Regions from separate parts of the Homo sapiens genome. Here region 2 is linked to region 1. A link is a contact called in ENCODE Hi-C data. All regions are on one chromosome and are shown on one strand. Each heading gives the region's core, a stretch centred on a gene start or an enhancer-like site at or near the end of the contact. The rest is flanking DNA. Distances are from core to core; before and after follow the strand shown.

What was found. Hi-C counts contacts between places; a loop is a spot of excess contacts on that map. Pooled maps may share reads with other maps.
Region 2: a loop to region 1 is called in a pooled map, with 2.1 times the contacts of the local background. The contact joins the promoter of FMN1 here to the enhancer-like site in region 1. A Hi-C loop is called at or near these places in 4 of 50 pooled maps.

The regions. Positions count from the first base shown.
Region 1 is chr15:32,848,985-32,856,348 of GRCh38, reverse strand. The region is part of intron 17 of FMN1 (formin 1); the gene reads left to right. Among named protein-coding and RNA genes, the nearest start is that of GREM1-AS1, 130 kb to the right of the region's middle. Within about 2 kb of position 6,113, at least 6 of the 41 ENCODE cell types and tissues checked have a DNase peak (open chromatin) inside an H3K27ac peak, as active enhancers do.
Region 2 is chr15:33,191,709-33,198,254 of GRCh38, reverse strand. FMN1 (formin 1) reads left to right here and starts at 3,541. Exons shown (of 21, transcript NM_001277313.2): 1 at 3,541-3,677; 2 at 4,195-4,346. LOC105370759 (a long non-coding RNA gene) reads right to left here and starts at 3,344. Exons shown (of 3, transcript XR_932090.3): 1 at 2,680-3,344. RefSeq lists silencers at 3,239-3,448, 3,223-3,562.

The DNA.
Region 1 (7,364 bases), core at 4,864-7,363:
ATAATTCCTATTCTAATTTCTCAAATTTAACTTAAGATGTAAAACAAAAATAAGTGTGGGGTTGTTGCAGGCAGCTTTTTTCCCTGCTGGAAAGCTAGAGGAAACACACATAGGAGCCTTTGGGGGATATCTCAACATGCTTTTTCTATTACTGAGTAAGGCCACTTGTTACCACACCATCAACAAAAGACTGTTAAGCAGGGTGAATGCATAAAGTGTGGCCAAACCAGCTTGAGAATCAGCAGGGAAATTCTCAGTCTATGAGTCAGAGGAACTCCATTCCAGCTGCTGTTCCCTTGGTGCAGAGACCATTGCTCCCTTCTCCATGATGAAAGGTTGTCTGTATTGAAGTAGGAGAAGTCAGATTTCTCTCTCAGCCATTACAGAACCTCATATATGATGGAAGAAATGCTGTCAGACAAAGTACCATCTTGAGAGCAAAGATACCAATACTTGTGTGCTATGTGACTATAGGAGATGGATTTTATAAGTGACTTATCAAAAAATGCATTGCTGTATAATTATACTGTGTAAATATAACCTAAGTAGCCTGAAGAAAACCATGAACTACTTCCCTTTGCTGACCCCAGTTAATAGTATCTGCTTTTTACATATGCAGAATTAACTTGAAATGAGGCTCATTTGTACTTGGATTCCATCTTTATTTTTAATTGCTATTCTATTTCTAGAAAATTTTGCCATGTGCATGTCAGGGTACTATTTACCTGCATGCTGTAATGCTCTTAGAATCCTGCGTCTGCAAAGCAGCCAGCTTATATTGTGAATTTTATTCTTTTTGTTGAAAAGACATAAATATGAATAGATTTAAAACCTTGAGAATCTTCTTTGGTACCTTGGAAAAGCAATTTGCAAATCCCCATTTGGGATAATGTGTTAGCCTCTTCTCTACTAGGGCTCCCAAGACAATTCTGGTCTATTCAGAGAAAGGGAATTTATATGAGGGAAACTGGATCTTATGACAGGGAAGTAAAGGTATGGCCATAGGAAGCTGTTCTAAGAAAGTCCTAAAACAGTGGTTCTCAACTCTCTTGCATACTAGAATCACTTAGGAGATTTTTTAAAATCTTGATACCCGGGCCCAACTCTAGACCCATCATCAGCATCTCTCAGGGTGGGGCCAGGCATCAGATTTTCTTTCTTTTTTCTTTTTTTTTTTTTTTTTTTTTTTTTACTCTCCACGTAATTCCAGTGTGGAACCCAGATAGCCAGTACTCTCTAGCTTAGTTCACCTTTTAATGTGTATTCAAAGATTTATTCTGAGCCTGCTATAGGTTAGGCTCTATGTTAGAGACCAAGAGTACTAAGATTAATTGTATACTCCTACACTCTGTCCCAAGGAATATCTTAATGGGAAAAGATCTATAATTGAATACAACGAGCTCTTTTTTTTGTTTGTTTTTTGTTTTTTTTTTTGAGGTGGAGTTTTACCCTCATTGCCCAGGCTGGAGTGCAGTGGTGCGATCTCGGCTCACTGCAACCTCCACCTCCCGGGTTCAAGCAATTCTTCTGCCTCAGCCTCCCAGGTAGCTGGGATTACAGGCGCCCACCACCACACCCGGCCAATTTTTTGTATTTTTAGTAGACATGGGGTTTCACTATGTTGGCCAGGCTGGTCTCGAACTCCTGACCTCAGGCGATCCACCCGCCTCGGCCTCCCAAAGTGCTGGGATTACAGGCGTGAGCCACTGTGCCCGGCCAATCAGCTCCTGACTTACAGATGAGGTAAAAGTGACAATCAGCTCATCAGCTCCTACTTTACAGATGAGGTAAAAGTAACATTAGGAATAACATCAAATCATGCTTAAGACAAAACCAGCCAAAATATGACACAGATTGAATTTGAAGGAAACATTACCATTCTATTAAAAAAGTTAAGAATATAAAAATATATATACTATTGTAGGAATCTTAAACATTCCCAATACCGTATGGTAGAAAAGTCTACTGTTGAAATAGCTTGTTACAATTATTTCATTACTTAACTCATTTTGTCAAAACAGTCTAGAATTGTGCTGTTCGATGTGGCAAGCACTAGCCACATGTGGCTTTTGAGAAGCTGAAATGTGGCTAATCCAAACTGAGATGTCTTATGAGGGTAAAACACGGGGTTTTGAAAACTCAGCAGAAAAAACATGTCAAATATTTTATTGCTGATTTTTTTTACTGATTGCATGGTAAAGTGATAACATTTTAGATATGTTAAATAAATAAAACGATTAATATTCATTTATAGGTAAGTTAATAAATATGTTAATAACCTGACAAAATATATTAGCTAAATTATATTTCTTCTACTTCTTGAGTGTGGCTACTAGAAAATCTAAATTGTATTAGTGGTTCACATTCTATTTCTATCAGAAAGTGCTAGTCTAGAGGCATGTTCCGTAGGCTTTCCTCAGCTCATTCCTACACTCTCTTCTCATTGTCGCCCTGCCTTCTCAGCTTGAATCCTAAGTTACTGGAATGCAGAGTTTCACAAGCTAGCCCCCTGCCCACTCTGGGCCTGGCCCTTGTTTGGCTCTCAAGTGGGGCTACGTAACCAAAGGAGGTGACAGCATGCTACTTGGTCAGGCTGTTACCTCTACATTTCTGAAATGTATGGTTTAGGGTTTGTGGTTAAGAAATACATTATAGTTCACAGCAGTATGCTATGATGTAGGGGCTGGGTTTTTGCCAAATTGCAGTATATACAAATGGAGTATCTCCTCTCTACTGTGTAGAGTTCCAAATAGTACTTCATTTATTGCGTAGATATTTCACTGATTCGTAGAAAATGTAGGATTTTCCATTTGCCACAGATAGGCACTATTCACCATAGATAATCAAATTTCTATGACAATTGTCATACAGTTTATAGTATTTCATCTAATACGCTATTTATTGTAAGAAATACCATTATTACATGTACTACAAAAAAAGAAAAATTACTGCCATAAGCCACAACATGTAGACTCTTAAGATGTACCCCAATATCAGAGGCTCTAAAACGTGAAAATTCTATCAATTTTGGAGTTGGTGTAATGTGGTACTATAATTAGGCATATAGAATCAGAGAGGAAGAATGCCCAACACTTTTAGGTAAGACTTTCAGCAAAGAAGATATTTTTGTTTAGAGTTGAAAAAACAAAATAATAATGATGGCAATGATAATGTTAATATTTACTGAGTGCTTCTATCTGCTAAATACCATGGGGAACAAATCACCTTTTTACTTAGTCACCATGACAGTCCTTTGAAGTGAGTACTGTTACCGCCCTGCTATACAGATGAGGAAATTGAGGATTAGAAATTCTCAGCAGACAGGCTACAAAGGGCATTCCAGGCAGAGGAAAACACTGCAAGTCTCAGAAGGATGAAAGACATGATGTGTTTGGGAAATGGCAAGCAACTTGGTGTGGCTAGATCACAAGGCAAATGAGAAGAACACAAGACCAAAACGGTGATAAGAGTCACAATATGACTTGCTAAAGAATCTGAACTTTGTCTGACAGGCCGCAGATAATATTGAAAAATAATGTGTACAGGAGTGACATGATCATGTTGGATTTGTTTGCATTGTTTTGGTTTGTGCAATTATTTTGCAGGGGGTATATCTCTTTGCTTTTTGTTGTGGCTGAGAAATATGTTAGTTATAACTAACAGTAATATAAAAAAATATTGGACAAGTAACAGACTAATTAAGAACTTGAGCAAAAGCAATGGCAAAGCCGAGGTAGGAGGATCACTTGAGGCCAGGAGTTTGAAACCAGCCTGGGCAACAAAGTGAGACCCCATCTCTCCAAAAATTAGTTGAAAGTGGTGGCGCCTGTAGTCTCAGCTACTTGGGAGGCTGAGGTGGGAGGATTGCTTGAGCCCAAGAGTTCAAGGCTACAGTGAACTATCATTCTCCGTACTCCAGCCTTAGCAACAGAGCAAGACGCTGTCTCAAAAACAAACAAACAAAGCAATGGCAGTAAAAATAAGAAGGAAAAGACATAATTGTAAACAGTAAAGGGCTGTTTTAGGCATTACAGGACAGGTTAATAAATTGGATGTACAAAATGAAACAGAGGAGAATAGGGTAACTCCTTTTTCTTGCTTGGATAACTGGTTGGATACTGATAAGACTAGATTTGAGATGGAAGACAGTGAGGTCAACTTTAGACAGGTTAACTTTGTACATGTGAGACGCGCAGGTAGAGATGCTGGGCTCATGGGAGAGAGCTAGATGAGACAAAGGTTCAAGTCATAGGAATGAATGAGATAGCCCAAAGAAAAGAGTGTAGAATGAGGCGATACCTGAAGTATCAGAGTATCTGAGCACAGGATATCATATAACAAATGTAACTGAGAAAAGATACTTCTGTACTTCTACAGCACAGCTTATACAGAGTGTTTTGCAAGAAAGCTAATTCTCTATTAGGAGTCTTATCACTTATAAAGTTTTAAGCAATTGTGTTCTGTATGCCTGAGAAGTCACGTGCGTTGTGACTCAGGATTATTTTTATATCAGCTGCAATTCAGCTCTAACAATCATGATGATTTAATTTTTCTTCTGTAAATCATATCCTGTTGCCACACTCAGATGGAGATGATGCGTTTATCCTTATGTCTTTTTCATTCTTCCCTTCTCAGAATGTCCTTATATAGTGTTATTTGACAAAACTGTGGTACTTTTTCTTAATTTCATTTTCTGAGAAGAATTGAATGTAATTTTAATGGCACCACTTGGCGGGGTTGCAAACTCCATGATATCCATGCCTTTTTTCTTACGTGTCTTTTTTCTTTTCCACACTAGGCTCTTGTTGAAGCTGGTTTATAGCTCAGTTCAGAATAACCTTGTGCAGGCATTTTGTGAGCTCCTGCTTTCCCACCCTCAGATCAAACATGGTCATAATGATATGGCCTTCAAAACTGTGATGCTCACATTAAAAGTTCCCATAAACATGGCAGGGATCCTATAATTAAAAGAAGGCACAGAGCAACTGATTAGATCCCAGGTATAGATCTTGTAGGTGGTCTTTTCATGCTGTTAAATTGGTCATTTGTATTTATAGCTTTGGCAGGGAGGGCTGGAACCTAAACTAGCTCTAATCCCAGCACTCTCCCACACTTGGCCTTATCTCATTCTCCGTTAATTTCGCTTGGCATCCATGAATGGAGCCAAATTCTGAATGATTCTGCATGAACCATTCTAGCCCTAGTCTATGAAACTATTTTCTAAGTTCCTTTGACCAGCTGAGATTAGAGATACTGTTTTTTTTGTTTTGTTTTGTTTTGTCTTGTTTTTTGAGACAGAGTCTTGCTCTGTCACCCAGGCTGTAGTGCAGTGGCGCGATCTTGGCTCACTGCAAGCTCTGCCTCCCGGGTTCACGCCATTCTCCTGCCTCAGCCTCCAAGTAGCTGGGACTACAGGCACCTGCCACCACGCCTGGCTAGATTAGAGATATTCTTAATATCAAAAATTGTTTTAGTTTACCTATGTAACAAACCTTCACATGTACCCCCAAACCTAAAATAAAAGTTAAAAAAAAGAACTATTTTCTAGTAAAAAATAGATAAATTTACCAGGTTTAAAATAAACAAAAGCAGTAATTCTGATTTTCAACATTGAATGCAAAAGGAATTATATAAATAGATGGGTATTCCATGACAGCTGGGACTGTGTCTGTTTTGTCCTGTTCACTCACTTGTCCCAACATCATATAGGCTCAGCCTGTCCCATGATAGGTGTTAATAAGTGTTTGTTGAATTTATGAACAAACAGCTTGAATTGTGTAATGTACCTAGAGGCTATTTTTTCCTCCTCCTTGGGTTTTCTGTTTAAATCCTTTCAGAATTGCTGAATCATCCCAGAATCTGAAGAGGTACATTTTTGGTCGATAATACATTTCTGTGGTCAGACCTCCTGGATATAGAATCATCTTTCTATGTTGGGCATATGCACGTAATCTATTCTTAGTAAATACTTTGGTCAGATTAGATTGACAAAGGCCATACTTAAATCTCTAAGTTGCAAAATAAGAGCAGGTTATTACATAATCTCTTCACTTCAACCCCCAGAAATAAAGAAACAAAACTATCTGAATCACCATATTCAACCACTAAGGTTACAGAGATCAGGAAAGGTCAGTAATCTGAACAATGTAACCTGTGAGGGAAATAATTCTGACGTCCTTTACAAAGCTTGTGGAAAGAAGAAGTATGGCTAGAGAACATGAACTCTGCCTGAGCCAAAATGGGTTCTTGTGTACTCCACTGCTACTCAAGAAAATACCGACAGGCGTGGTTCCAAAGATCATTAAATGGCCAAGAATTAAGATAATCTCTTGTGACTTCCGGATCACTTAAGTAACAGAACAGTAATCCTTGGAAGATGAAGAAAGCTATTTGGCTAGGCGCAGTGGCTTAAGCCTGTAATCCCTGCACTTTGGGAGGCCAAGGCAGGCGGATCACCTGAGGTCAGGAGTTTGAGACCAGCCTGGCCAACATGGCGAAACCCCATCTCTACTAAAAATACAAAAATTAGCCGGACATGGTGGTGTGCGCCTGTAATCCCAGCTGCTCTGGAGGCTGAGACAGGAGAATCGCTTGAACCCAGGAAGCAAAGGTTGCAGTGAGCTGAGATCATACCACTGCACTGCAGCCTGGGCCACAGTGAGACTCCTCCAAAAAAAAAATAAAGAAAAGAAAGCTATTTTATCACAGGTCTATTAGGTAGGCTTTTATCTAAAAGGGCTAGAGGGGATTTTTTTTCCCAGAAATTCCTGCAAAGAGCGTATGTTTTCCCCCGAAGTCGGTTTCTAATGACTATCCAGTAATGGAGTTGTGAAATTATGGTATTTCCATACATTGGAATACTAAGCATCTTTTTTAAAAAAAAAGTCTGTATGTATTGACCTGGAGGATCCCTAATGTATATGTTTAAGTGGATAAAAGCAAGGGTCAGAAGAGTAGTTATGTTATTATTAGGTATATTATTTTATCATTCAGATAAAAATGAAGCAAAAAATGAATACTACCTAACAGTGAGAACAAATAAGAATTAACCTAAGACTGGCCGGGCGCGGTGGCTCACGCCTATAATCACAGCACTTTGGGAGGCCGAGGCGGGCAGATCACGAGGTCAGGAGACCGAGACCATCCTGGCTAACACGATGAAACCCCGTGTCTACTAAAAATACAAAAAAAAAAAAAATTAGCTGAGCGTGGTGACAAGCGCCTGTAGTCCCAGCTACTCAACAGGCTGAGGCAGGAGAATGGCATGAACCCGGGAGGCAGAGCTTGCAGTGAGCCGAGATTGCGCCACTGCACTCCAGCATGGGTGACAGAGTGAGACTCTGTCTCTGAAAAAAAAAAAAAAA
Region 2 (6,546 bases), core at 2,292-4,791, 340 kb before region 1:
TGAAAATGTGGGCCTTGGCCGGGCTTGGTGGCTCATGCCTGTAATCCCAGCACTTTGGGAGGCTGAGGCGGGCAGATCACTGGGTCAGGAGTTTGAGACCAGCCTGGCCAACATGGTGAAATCCCATCTCTACTAAAAACACAAAAAATTAGCTGGGTAGGGCACCTGTAATCCCAGCTACTCAGGAGGCTGAGGCAGGAGAATCGCTTGAACCCAGGAGGCGGAGGTTGCAGTGAGCCGAGACTGCGCCACTGCACTCCAGCCTGGACAACAGAGACTCCGTCAAAAAAAAAAAAAAAAAAAAGGAAAGAAAGAAAATGTGGGCCTCCAGGTCAGAATGATTTGGGGTCAAGACTTTTTCTTAAACTTGCAACCTCAAGTGAGTCACTATCCTCTCTAGTCCGAGTTTCCTCAGCCTTGAGGTGGTGATAACACCTACCCTGCTGGGTGGTTGTGAAGATTAGTAATTTTGTTGATAAAGTGATCTCTTCAGGTATGGTCCAGATTGAGTGTTCTCAGCTAGGCTGTGCATTTCCATTAGGAAATGGGCTTTATTGAACTGGATATCCCTAGAGTCTAGTACAATAACATATATTAGGCACTTAGTAGCTGTTTATTTTTTCATTTTTTATTTTTTATTTTGAGACAGGATCTAGCTCTGTCACCCAGGCTGCAGTGCGAGGGCTTAAGTGATCCTCCTGCCTCGGCCTCTCGAGTACCTGGGACTACAGGCATGCACCACCACACCCAGCTAATTTTTTAACATTTATTTTTTGTAGAGATAGGGTCTCACTGTGTTGCCCAGTCTGGTCTCAAACTCCTGGGTCCATGCAATCCTCTCGGCCAGTAACTGTTTATTAAGCAAGGATCACATAAATACTCCACTAACAAGCTGGGCATGGTGGCTCACGCCTGTAATCCCAGCACTTTGGGAGGCCGAGGCGGGCAGATTGCTTGAGGTCAGGAGTTCGAGACCAGCCTGGACGACATGGTGAAACCCCATCTCTATTAAAAACACAAAAAATAGCCAGGCATGGTAGTGTATGCCTGTAGTCCCAGCTACTCAGGAGGCTGAGGCAGGAGAATCACTTGAACCTGAGAGACAGAGGTTGTAGTGAGCCGAGATTACACCAGTGTACTCCAGCCTGGGTGACAGAGTGAAATTGTCTCAAACAAAACAAAACAAAACAAAACAAAACAAAACAAAACAAAACTCCACTAACTTGTTAATTAGTGTATACCTTTGTATTGATCTATAACCTTTAACTTATTTATATTTTGTCTTTATTAATAGCCTCTTTGGGAAAATATTTTTCTTCTCCTTTCTCTTTAAAACACCTCCTACTCCCTCCCCCTACCAAGCTTAGAGCAAGTACATATTTCCAGGTTTGATTAAAGGCCAGAGTAGGATTTAGGAATTTCTTCAGAACACTGTTGAAACAATGCTGGAATATGACTTTGGATTAACATCCTTTTACCTTTCTAGGACTCAGCTCACACGACCATGATATTATTTTGTGGGTGGACTTTAAAAGATTTCTACATCAATTAAAACCTAGTTTGACTTAAGCCCTGCAAAATTTTACTTCCTTCCCAACAATAGGAAATCACAGCTCCCTTCTATGAGCAAAGTTGACTTGCAATTGCTCCTAACACATGTCAGAGGTGACACTTCACTCTTAAAGGTGCTTCTGAGGCTGCGGTTTCAAGAAGTCAGTAGTGTGAAAACTGGATCCCTATATGACAATTTTCAGGTAAAAAGAAAAAAGCATCAAGGAATTAAGAGTCGTACTGAGGGCTTCTTATTCTTCTAACTGATGATGATGATTTTTAGACAGGAGATATACGGACCTCGTATTGACTCTACTCCTAACTACGAACATGACCCAAGGACAATTACTTGAACTTTGGGAACCTCAGTTTTCTTATCTATAAGTGGAATTTACAAGGGGAAGATATGAGGATTGAAGGAGATAATGTATATGAAGTGCCTATGGAGCCGGGCACAGCACTTCACAACTGTAATCTCGGCATTTTGGGAGGCTGAGAAGGGAAGATCGCTTGAGCTTAGGAGTTTGAGACCAGCTTGGGCAATATGGTGAAACCCTGTCCCTACAAATAAAAAATTAAAAAATTAGCTGGACATGGTGGTGCCCGCCTGTAGTCCCAGGTACTTTGGAGGCTGAGTTGGGAGGATGGCTTTAGCCCACGGGGTTGAGGCTGCAGTGAGCCAAGATCGCACCACTGCACCCCAGCCTGGGTGACAGAGTGAGACCGTGTGTTAAAAAAACAAATAAATAAAGGGCCTATCAGTGTTTGGCTAATATTGTGATTAAGAATAAATCAGAGTTCCAATAAACTATTATTTCTAGAAAAAAAATAGTGAAAAAAATCACCTTAAAAATACCTTCCAAATTTTTTTCCCATTTACTTATTTGAAAACAGAATCTATTCAGGACAAAATTCTATCTTCAAGTACCAAATGGGTGATACAGTTCGCATTTATCCAAAAGCAGATTAAAGACAATGCCTTTTCTTGCCTACCTACTTGGAAAAGATCTCAGTGTCACTCAAATCACATTCCAAATCTCAACGACATTAAGGCCTCAAATCCTCTTAGGAAAGGTTTGAAGGTAGTTCATTTCAGTAATGATTAGACACTTGGGGACAAAACAGTACCTTGGCATCAAGGTCTGTACTGATTCACCAGCACAGAAATAGCAGTAACAAGATCTTCAACTCTGAGGTGTTCAAATAAGCAGACAAACTCCCTCGTGAGGCCCAGGCCTCTTGACATCCGGACTCAGTCTTTCTTTCTCAGATCGCCAAGGGTCTGGCCCATTTCTCAGCCTAAACCTATTTTGCGTTTAATTCAAACCAGTCAAAGTAACTTAACCGCCAGCAGTTAAAAAGCTACTAGGAGGAAGCGTAGGCAGGAGATGGGAGAGGAAAAGGCTCCTGTCAGGGTTTGGGCTTATGTGTGGATTCTTGAATTCTCCTTCTTTGTTCCTTTTAGCACTTACGATCAAGAACGGCTAGGCTGAGGGGGCAGGGGGGCCAGGCCACTGGAGCGAAACGGCCTCTCCGGATCTGGAGGCGTGGGAACCTCGGGAATAGTGGGGAGTTCCAGACCAGTTCCCTTCCCCCATCTGAACAAGTCCAGAGCGTGCGCCTTGAGAGGCGCTCGGAAACAGGGAAGCTGGGGACACGTAGCGAGAGACTGGTTGTCGCCCTGGCTGTCCGTCTTAGACCTAGCTTAGCGACCACCGCCTTCAATCCCTCAGCCCGGATCAGACGGTGCCAAAAGACAGCACTGCTTCCCAGCCTGGCCCAACGGCTCGGCTGCTGATTGGGCACCGCCGCCTCCCGCCCCGCCTCCCCTGCCACCTCGGGCGCCGCTGCACGTTTCCACTGGTCTTCAGCCCTGCCGATCAGTTTACTGCTCACCTCCCCCAAACAGCTCGTCAGGCCGGCGCGTGCTAGGAAGGCGGGGCCTGTGGCCTGTGGGGCGGAGCCTCGGTGGAGGTCGGCGCAGCTGCCCCTTTGGGCTTTGGCTCTGGACTGGAGCGCAGCATCCTTCGAGGCTGCAGCCGCCACGGCTGTTGCCGTAAGCAATCCTCCTGCCTCAGCCTCCCGAGTAGCTGGGACTCGGGACCAGCCTCCCGAGTATTGGTCAGGTAAAGAGAGTCTTGTCTGTTCTGCTGGCCATCTGCCCGTCTCTTCTTCCCGACCAAAGGCTGCCTGCTCCGCCTTCCCCCGTGGCTTTCAGGGTTCTTGGAATGAGGCATCAAGTCTATTTACCCCGCCAGCTTATCTTCCTCCCCTTCTGTGTCGGTTCCTCCAGCTCCCCCACCAAGCTGCTCCCAAGTACGTTGGTGGGCCCTCCGGGTCATCCCAACGCTCCTCACTACAGAACTCCTGTCGTTGACTCTCAGGTCCCAGCCCCCTTGACCCGCCAGTGCAGTCTCATTCCCAGCTTGGCACAGGAAAGGTGGAGGGCGGGAGGGCGGGAGGGCGGGGGACGGAGAGATGCAGAGCTTTTTTTTTTTTTTTTTTTTTTTTTTGAAGCTGGATGTGTTTAGCGCAGAGGGGGAGCACCACAATGGGATTGCATTGGGAACAGAAGCAGCTTCATGACTATGGTTGGCAATGACTAGAAAGGTATCTGTTGCTGCTTTTTGCTTGTGTTTATAGATGACATTTACCATCACCGTTTTCTTCTTCTTTCATCATCATCATCATCACCATTGCCACTACCACCACCTCCAAGGCCACTACCACCACAGCATCTCTGTTCCTCCATCAGAGCTCTTCAAGTTCTGTAAAGGCAGATTCTCTAAAGGCATGTAAGTGCTGACGGATCCCCCAACCCCCTCCCCCACCACCAAATAACGAACAGTGCTCTTGCCCCCTGAGGCCAGAGCCAAGCCCTCATTTAACTCAAGAACAAGTAGCTGGGAGCAGAGTGTGAGCTGGGAGGATTTTCCTTATCCTCATTTGCAATTGAGATTGCCAAAGAAAACCCTTTATTTTAATCATCCACATTTCTGCTTGCTGTCTCCTGGAGAGTTCCATGTTAGCACTCACACACTCCGAATGGGCTGAATGCAGAGCCTGAACCTGTGATATATATGGGGAGTGGCAGTCACTGAGAGGTGAATGTCCAGACCCAATCCTTTAAGAAGACCAGGTGGAGTAGCAGACAACCTGACTTTCTGCTACAGTAGCTCCAGCTGTACTAAAGCATGTTTACTATTCATGTTTGCATATGGGACATGTGCCATCATCTGCTATGCCCCCTTGCGTGTGTATTGGCAGGGGGGCGGAGGGGCGCATCTAAATTCCTAGGAGAGAGAATTATATTCTGTTCTCTACACCAGGTAGCATCTTATAGGCACACCAATGGGATTCAACAGCCGTTGCTTAGCTGTTTCTAGGGCTTACTGCAAATCTCTTGGATCACAGACTTATTAACCCTTTTTTGGGAGGGAAAACAGTATAGCTGAGAATTGCATACCAGATTAACTGTCGTTGTGGAAGATGTTGCTTCCACAATGAATCAATGAGGTCTCGGGTCTTCTTGATCAGATATCTAAACACTAGTCTCCTTTCTCTCAACTGTGTTACAGTCCAGGAGCAGGACCAATGAATAGTTAGACATATTGCAGGAACAAAGAAGCAATGGCCTCAATGGAGGGAAACAATGGAGAAGAGTAGTGAGACAGTATATTGTAATGGCTAAACTCATAAACCTGTCAGACATAGGTTCAAATCCTGGACCAGCCACTGACTAGCTCAGTGATTTTTGCAAGTTGCTTGCCTCTTTAATTTTAATTTCTCGTCTGTAAAATAGGGATAATACTACCTGTCTCTTAGGAGAAGGTGTGAGGATTAAACGAGATAATATAGGTAAAATACTCAGTAGTTTCTGGCACATAAGTGGGGAATTTATAGTAACTGCTATTAATAATACTAGTCAAGAAGGATAATAAAGGCCAGTCTCGTTCCTAAAAATTATGCATTTTTTTCCATTGTCTTTATCCTTTTTAGGTGTCAGAGCTGATGCAAATGGGGTATGGTAGTCTTCAGGTTCCTTATAGCACTACATCTTAGAGGGGTGCCACTATTGAAGCCACCTGTGTTTGGACAGGCATTTCTCTCACCAGCCTTCACAAGTACTTAGCCGATTCTTAGTTGAGATACGTTAAAGATGCAGCTTTAGAGAAGATTTCCAGGCCTCTGGCCCTATTCTAGACTGCTTCTTTCTCACTGAGTGTTCAATGCATTGACTGTGATTGATGAAGCCTTTGTCACAGGCTTAACCCTGCCTAGACCAAATGCTTTGGCCAAGGGAATGGGGTCCCATAGGACCTATGATTGTCTAAGGGTAGGTCTCATATCCTGGTCATCCTCCCTTTCCAGACATAAAATTGGTGGAGCTGTTCCCAGAGGAAGAGGAATGGGGACAGACTGGAACTTGATGTGATGATGGTAAATATCCTTGATAGAAAATTGAGAAATGCTTCTCTCCTATCTCATATACCATGCCTCAAAGTCTAGTTTTACGTTAAAGTTTTGGATTCATGCACACCATCCCAAGCTGTGGTGTGCTTTAGATGATCTTGCCTTTAATGGTTTTCTTATTAAAACTTTATTCGTATCAGTGTAAAAGTTCATAATGGATATTTCATATCTTGCAGTGATGCTACTGGTTGGTAGTATGACCACGTTTAGGGGCTATTCATAATCTCTTTTTGGGACCTGGTTTTAAGAGTAGCTATTATTTTTAGATGTACATAGTCTCTGTCTTAAATATCAGCTTAATTCTCAACAGGTCCCAGCCTGTGTTGACAGAATTACAGCTGTTAATCTGATTTGCCTGATCTTGCAGAGACGCTAAACCATGGGAATTGTATTCTCCTGCAGCAAATATAAGCTTGCACCAACAGGCTGGCACTGTGAAGGAACTGAAGCATCTCTGTATTTAGTGTCTGTGCTGAAGTGCTGACAAAGCATCAACCCCATGCTCTGCAAAATAGTAATTAC